Regions from separate parts of the Mus musculus genome. Here region 1 is linked to region 2. The links are chromatin contacts, found by Hi-C or POLR2A ChIA-PET in ENCODE. All regions are on one chromosome and are shown on one strand. Each heading gives the region's core, a stretch centred on a gene start or an enhancer-like site at or near the end of the contact. The rest is flanking DNA. Distances are from core to core; before and after follow the strand shown.

The links. Hi-C counts contacts between places; a loop is a spot of excess contacts on that map. ChIA-PET counts read pairs that join two places held with the same protein, here RNA polymerase II (POLR2A).
Region 1: a map of heart shows a loop between it and region 2 (6-fold over the local background). The contact joins the promoter of Sidt2 here to the promoter of Rnf214 in region 2. A Hi-C loop is called at or near these places in 11 of 37 maps with a recorded cell type or tissue (T-helper 1 cell, T-helper 2 cell, gastrocnemius and 2 more). POLR2A ChIA-PET finds 5 or more read pairs at or near these places in 2 of 5 experiments (Patski and embryonic stem cell).

What each region holds. Positions count from the first base shown.
Region 1 is chr9:45,953,258-45,956,870 of GRCm38, reverse strand. It overlaps Sidt2 (SID1 transmembrane family, member 2), which reads left to right and starts at 1,622. Exons shown (of 26, transcript NM_172257.4): 1 at 1,622-2,147. The coding sequence starts at 1,965. It overlaps A830035O19Rik (RIKEN cDNA A830035O19 gene), which reads right to left and starts at 2,885. Exons shown (of 1, transcript NR_152206.1): 1 at 873-2,885.
Region 2 is chr9:45,904,929-45,908,745 of GRCm38, reverse strand. It overlaps Rnf214 (ring finger protein 214), which reads left to right and starts at 1,835. Exons shown (of 14, transcript NM_178709.5): 1 at 1,835-2,394. It overlaps Pcsk7 (proprotein convertase subtilisin/kexin type 7), which reads right to left and starts at 2,177. Exons shown (of 17, transcript NM_008794.2): 1 at 1,707-2,177; 2 at 95-218.

The sequences.
Region 1 (3,613 bases), core at 373-2,872, 48 kb before region 2:
ATTTCCCTATGGGCCACATTTGTCTCCTCTCTAGCCAGAGGCAGTCCTTTGTCCTCAAATACCCCTTCCCCTTCTCCCTCATCCACTGTCTCCTGTCTTTGTCTCATATTCCATGCCTTCTGTGGCAAATCAATCTTCCTTTGTGCTGAGAACTTGGTTTGGGGCTCCCTGAACCGATACTTTTCCTAACAGGATGGAACCCAAGTGTGTGTGTGTGTGTATGTGTGTGTCTGTGTGTCTGTGTGTGTGTCTGTGTTCTTTGTAATGACCTTTAATTACATATTGTGTATATGTGTATGTTTCAGAGGTGCTACAGCATGCATGTGGAGGGCGGATGACAACTTGCAGAGTCAGGTTTTTCCCCTCTTCCACCTTTTGGGTCCCAGAGATGGTCATCAGGCATCTTGGCAAGCACCCGCACCCACTGAGACACTTCATCCACCCTTGTACATGTGTGTGTGTGTGTGTGTGTGTGTGTGTATATATATATATATAATTTATTATTGTTCATGTGTCTGTGTGTGAAGTGCGCAAGCACATGTTGCCAGGTGTCTGTGGAAGTCAGAGAACAAATTTGTGGAGTTAGTTCTCTCCTCCCTGGTGTAGAGCTCAGGCCGGGCTTTCCATGGCAAGTGCCTCTTCCTGATAAGCCATCTCAGCTCGGTTCTTGTGCATATTTTCCTATTTATGTCTGAAGTTTGGATTATATACCACTTATATAATGTTATTCTTGAATTCCCTCCTTAGATGTCCCTTTGATGGTATTAAGAATCTATCTGCTTAACTTCATAGTAGTATCTCTGACCACCTCTTCCTTCACTGTGAACAAGCAGTTTCCTTTGAGCTTTCTCAAGATCACAGGGATGCAAATTGCTGTCCCCATATTTTATTTGTATTTCTTATTCGTAGGACACAGTCCCTGGAGTGGAATGACTGGGTTGAAGGGTATAGAGCTCTTTTAAGCCTAAGCCAAAACAGTTCCTCAGAAAGGTTTTTGCCAGTTGACAACGAAAGGTCAGAATCTTTCCGTGGGCTTTGTTCAAACAAACAAAGCAGTTTCTGCAGAGTAGGGACAGAGCTCACAGGTTGGAAGGCATCCTGGTTATGGTGCCCTGGTTCTGGTTATCCCCTCTACTGTGAGAGGGGAGCGGCCGCTGAGCTGCTCTCAGTGGGCAGGCGCTTTTATGAGCCAATGAGGGAAAAAGAATGATGCTGGGGTAATGATTTTGGAGCACAATTCCTGTCTTGAGCAAAGAAATCATCTGTCAGCAAGACCCTGCACTTACTGGGCTCTGTGAATCTTGCCAGCAATGCCAACACCCAGCAGTAGAGGTGGGAGGAGGATCAGGCGTTCAAGACTCTCCAAACTTACACGACCAGTTCCAGACCAGCCTGAGTTATGTGAGCCGTCTCAAAAAGCCAAAAAAACGCGGACCACAAAAGCAAGAATCCAATACTTAGTGATCCTTCGTGAAAAACCCAACTCCAGACGCTCACAGGACAGCGAAGGAAGGAGGCGGCGACGGCTGCGTGGGAAGTAGAGGCAGCCTGGCCCTTTAAATCCGCGTCGGTTTCCCATGACGTAAGCGGGCGGGCACAGCCCGCTGTTTACCGCGGCGCAGCTCCTGGTAGCTCCGAGTTCTGCGCCGCGTCCGCCGCCCTTAAAGGGCCCGCGTCCGGGAAGCCTTCGGGCCAGGGCCACCGCCGCCTCGGCTCTCCGGGCGCGAGCGGACGCCGGGTCTCCAGCCGGGCTGGGCCGGGCTGGGCCGGGCTGGGGTAGCGGGTCGCGGTGCCGCCCTCGCGAGCCGGGATCCGCGCGAGGCCCAGGAGCGGCTCCAGGGAGGGGACGCGTCCTATCTGAGGCCGGGGTTAAAGTTCTGGTCCCGGTGAGATGCTGGAAGCTGCTGCGGCAGCCGCAACGCGCCCGGTCGCCGTCCCGTCGCCAATCCCCGCCGTCCCGGGCCATGATCGCCTGGCGTCTGCCCTTGTGCGTGCTCTTGGTGGCCTCCGTCGAGAGCCACCTGGGGGCCCTGGGGCCCAAGAACGTCTCGCAGAAAGACGCGGAGTTTGAGCGCACCTACGCGGACGACGTCAACAGCGAGCTGGTCAACATCTACACCTTCAACCACACCGTGACCCGCAACCGGGTGAGCGCGGGACTCCACGGGCGGCCGAGCGGGTGGGCGCCCGGCCTGGACTTGATGCTGCCCCTTTCCTCTCCGCCAGCCTTTGAGCCGCCCTCCCCCTGCCAAGACCTGGTTTCCACCAGCATTCCCGGGCAGCTCCAGCGGGGCAGCTTGGGAAGTTCCCTGCCACCAGCTGTGATCAGGACCGGTCTGGTCTGCTCTGTGACCTGGCTCTCAATCTAGCTCTCAGTCTGTGAGGTCGGGGTGAGGGGAAAACAGGCTCCCAGCCTTGCGTGGCTCAGACAACTCCAGATGGGGCCAACTTAGAATTGAAAGAGCTCGGTCACAGGGAGGTGAAGGAGACAGACCTCCTTGCCTCAGAAAGCCAGCTGGCCTTGTAAGTTGAAGGTGACAAGATAAGGCCCTCGAAGGCTGAGTGGCAAGAGAAAAGGGAGTTTGTTTCTAAGACAGAACTATCTCCGACTTCTTACTCATTTCTTCCCAGTAGTGAAAGTAGAAAGAAGGCTGGCAGAGCTGGGCCCAGGCAGAGCACAGCCTGGGAGATTCTTGCTGCCTGGCTGTGTGGCCTGCCTAGCTCTCTTGCTCATTCTCCAAGGCCCGATCTGGATTGACTCGGAAGCACTGGAGTTGAGGAGGAGGCACCTGAGGCTTTCTTTGGGAGGGAGAGGAGTTTGGTTTCTGGCAGGCCATGATCAACCATCAGGATCCATTTCCTTGAAGTCTGATCTCCCCTTTTGAGTACCATTTCCAGGATCATCCCGGAAGTGGCACCTACCCCTCAGGGAAACGTTACCCCTAGATTTGGTTTCAGCAACCTAGTAACTAGTTGTCTGCAGTTGTGATTTCTTCACTTTTAAACGCCCACTGTCCTGTGTAGCTTTGTCCGCAGCAGAGAGGGTGGGTTATTTCTTTATTTTCTTAGAGAGGGTGAATCAAGGTTCAGATGGAAAGTCACTTCAGAGCTTGGCCCATGGTCAGAACTAGAGAGACAACTTGTATTTCGACACAGTTCCCTACACCCCTCCCTGCAGGGCTCTGGCCTCCAGAGTAGCAGTGGAACCGGAGCTTCTTGCTGCTTTCCTAGTTCATGAGGAAGAAGATTGAGGGCTTGAGGGCACGTCTTGATCTCCCGTGACAGTGTGTGCACAGGGACGTGTGTAGACACGTGTCTATAACATGTGTGTGCATGTGGGCTATCCTGGAACCTTCTAAGGTCTCCGCTGCATATCCCTGCTGTTGCCTGGGTTCTGCTGCTCTGTATACCCGTTCTTCCAAGAGCGAGCTTCTTCAAGCCTCGGACCGGACAGTGTCAGTCATTTCTAGAAACTTGGCCTGTTCCCTCACAAGGAGAAGCACAGACAGTGTCCTGGCTGGCCAGGATGGACGGCACAGGGCAGAGCTCAGCCTGCAGTCTGTAGAGTCATGTGTCTGAGGAACAGAGAGCTGAGTTTGAAAGAGGATGCCTC
Region 2 (3,817 bases), core at 586-3,085:
GCCATCACACCCAGCTCTATCTCCCTCTTATTTACAGACAACATAAGTCTTTTTCCCAGTGGACTTCTATCTCCCATTGTGGAGCCATTCCTACCTGGGCTCTCTGTGAAGTTTAGGTCCTGGCCTGGGTAACCATACCACACTCATCTTGTGAAAATGGAGGGAGATGTCACCTTCACTGTGAGCAGTGAGTGTCGACTGGGAACACAGCTGCAGACCTGTGGACCCCAAGTACAGAAACAACAACAAAAAGGTGTCCCACTAAAGCCAGCAAAGCAGAAACTAAAGTGAAGGCCAGGCCTGACCAGTGACCAGTGTTAAATGTCATTTCCAGGGATCTAAAACAGGCCACAGACTAGGAGACATTCATCACAATAAGGCCACACCAATACAGAACCCAGATACCCCACTTCTTAACCTATCATGTTATTTTCATTTGCTTCTTTAAGGGCTTAGCAAGACCTAACTGTCAATCAGGGAGAAAGCCAGATAATGGAAATAAAATGTAGTATAAGTGCATGTGGGTAACTGGGAGAGAGGAAATGACTGGCAAGAAGGACTAAGGAGCTGGCCCCGTCTCACCAAGTTGGATTTTCAGTGAGGGCACAGGCTCCAGCCCTGTCTTCAACCACTCAAAGGGGAAAAAACCCCACCAAATTAGAACTTTCGAGCAACTGTGGGGGCAGGAACAAGGCACATGTGGGGTCTTGAGCTCATTTAAAACTCACTACTGTCTACCAAGCCCACACTGCAGCAGTCTTGGTGTCCAGACATACACTTGGATGGTACCGACTTAAAACATTCTGGAAAGACTGTTTTACCAAAGACTCCTTGGACCTCCCTTCCTCTGTATACCAGGCTGGCCTGGAACTCAAGAGAGCCAGCCTGCTTCCGCTTCCAGAGTGCTGGGATAACAAAGGTGTGTGCCACCAACATCCGGCTTAAACAAGCTTTCTTTATATAATAAAGGTTGGCTGAGAACTCTTGCTTCCACCCCTTTACTGCTGTTATTATAGGTGTGGGCCACCATGTCCTTAAGTTCCATGGCATATTTCCTATTACATTCTTCCTGCCCCTGGGGCTGCTTCAATTTGGCCCAAGATACCCAGGTGTCTTCCCTAGTCTGCATATAAGTAAATCCAAAGTCTGGTTTGATAGCAGCCATCCACTCAGGCAGGCTCCTACAATCTCTGTAGGTTCCAACAGAGATTTCTGGAAGAGAAACCGAGTTTTGTTTTTGTTTTGTTTTGTTTGTTTGTTTGTTTTTTTCTCCCTGTGGTCCAGAGGCACAGCAGCACTTATTCTCAGACCTCTGAGCAAGAAATCTTAAGCACTTTCTGAAAATAGACTCCCATCACCCTCAACTAAGGTAGACGGGCACCTTTCCTGCTCAAGATTCTGCTCTTAAACCACCGTCCTTCAAGCCCCGCCTCCCCACTCACAGGAACCAGGGTCTGTACAGAGTGAGTTTTCTGATGCCCCCACTCCCACGCGGACTCAGCTGCTCCGTGCAATGTGCCTCTCTCTCCTTAGGACCGATGCTGTCCGGAACCTACGACCCGGAGACCCGGTCCCTCTGGGGTCGCCCACGCCAGGACCCAAGGTGCCCTCAGCGAAGGACCTCCTCCGCAGACGCCGACCAGCCCCGGTCCATGGTCCCCCGTATATCCGAGGTCCAGCCTCCACTACATTTCTTCCCGACTCACCCACAGCCTCTGTTGCTACTGTCGCTGCTGCTGCTGCCGCCGCAGCCCCCACCCTACGGAAACTCTCGGCTTCCCCGGAGCCGGAGGCGCCACTGACAGCGACATCACTTCCGCCCGGCGCCGCAGCCAATCAGCGGCTGGGCCTGCGGCCTCTTGACCAGCGGGCCGAGCTCCGGGCGCTCCGCCGACAGCTTCTGTCACAGGCCCGTGAGGGCTGTGGGAGTTCCGGCGCCTCGAATCCTCGTGTCCTCCGCCACAGGACCCCCTCCGCCACAGGGCCCTCGTCCTTCATGGCGTCCTCTGTAAGGACCATCCCGGTTCCGACCTCTAAACACCCCTCGCGGCTCTTCTCCGTCGGACTGCCATAGCCTTGACTCTTCCCCATAAACTCCTCAGAGAGGCTCTCGCCTCCATCCGGCCGCCGTCTCTCTGGCCCGCGTGTCCCTCGGGCTCCGCTTGGGTCTCAGGGCTGGTCCCCTCAGCGGCTCCGTTGTCCGGTCGCTGTCCGCGCCTGCCGCCAGAGGGCGCCGTCGGTGGCGGCCGCTCACCCCGCGGGTTCCGCTCCTCTCGCCGCCCCGGCCTCGCCCCCTTGCGCTCGCGCCGCCGGAAGTGGGAGGTGCCGCGCGCGGGCCAGCGCTCGACCCCTCCCCCAGGCTTGGCCGCCCCCTCCCCCGCTCCGCCCGCTCAGGTGCGTCCCTTCCCTCCCCCCCGCTTGGCTCCCCGGGGGCGCGGCGCGGGAGGTGTGTGCGGGGCGGCGCGCGCGGGTCGGGACGGCGGGACTAGGGGGGCGCGGCGGAGGAGGAGGGGGCGGCGGGGAGGGGGCGGCGGGGACAGGGGCGGGAGCCCGGCCTGGGAGTGGGACGGGAGCTGGCGGCCGGTGAGGACGGAGGGGAAGGGGTGGAGGTGGCGCTGGCCAGTGCCAAGGGCCAGCGTAGCGGCAGCTCCCTGTGAAGAGTGGCGGTGACCACCCGGCGCAGCTTCCCCCCATTGTCCCCTTCTGCGTCGCCGCCTGACTGGTGACCATCACTGCCTTGCGGGATTCCCTTGGGCACACTGGGCTCTTGAGCCAGATGTGCGACCCCACCCCCCATCCCTCTCGTTTGGGGCTCTAGCTGCGGAGTTTCACGTATGACCCTTGCCCTAAGGTTTTCGTTTACTGGGCATCGGTGACCCAGACCTTGTTCCCTGTTGGAGGCAATGATCTCGACCCTATTGTAGGCAGACTGATTGCATCCGAGATGCAATAATGGCGTTTCAGGGCCCATTTTCACCTAGGAGCTTTTTATTATGAGAGGAAACTGAGGCACTGAGCTGTGACTATTGATTCAGCCCGACTCGGTATCTGCTCTTGTGCATTCTTCTGGGTTCAGAGATATTCTATTCATGGGATGCTGTCAAAATAAAAGCAGGAATGGGAACTAATCCTACTTTTACCACCTAGTTTTTCTTGTTACCATAGAAGGCCGAGTTTATTTTGCAGCAAAAAAGATGCTCTTAAAAATAAAAATGTAAAAAACCGTCTTCTTGGGTTCCCTTACTTGAGTTACCATGTTTTTCAACATCTCCCTTTTCTCCTGGAGTAACTGAGTAGTAGCCTGTGACTCAATGGTAACTTGTTAGTGGGGCGTTGGCAGATACCAGACATTCCCATCTGTAGGAAAGGAATACTGTCAGGCTAAAAGACACCCCACAGAGATGGTCCGGGGTGACTTGTTCTTGGAAACACCTCACATAAACCCTATCACTTAAATTAATAGAGAATGCTTTGACTGCAACAGCCAAAAGGGATTTAAACATATTATTGAATCTTGGCCAAAAAGGTCAACTTTAATAAATGGAGGTAGGTATGTGGACCATTCAGAAAATTCTTATCAGATTATCGTCTGTTTGGAATGACTGCATTTCTGTCCAGAACAAAAGTAGTCTGCCTTATGTTTATGTGTATGACAGCGCCTGAGGGCAGTGCTGACTGGGACTTATGGCCGGAAGTGGCTCTTTTATTGCCCTCCTGCAGAATACTCTTTCTTAGGTGTTTGGAGGAACTGACACAGTGGGCATTATGCAGAGGAAAGCTTTCAGCTTTGTCACCTGTGTCCTTTGGTTTGTTTCTG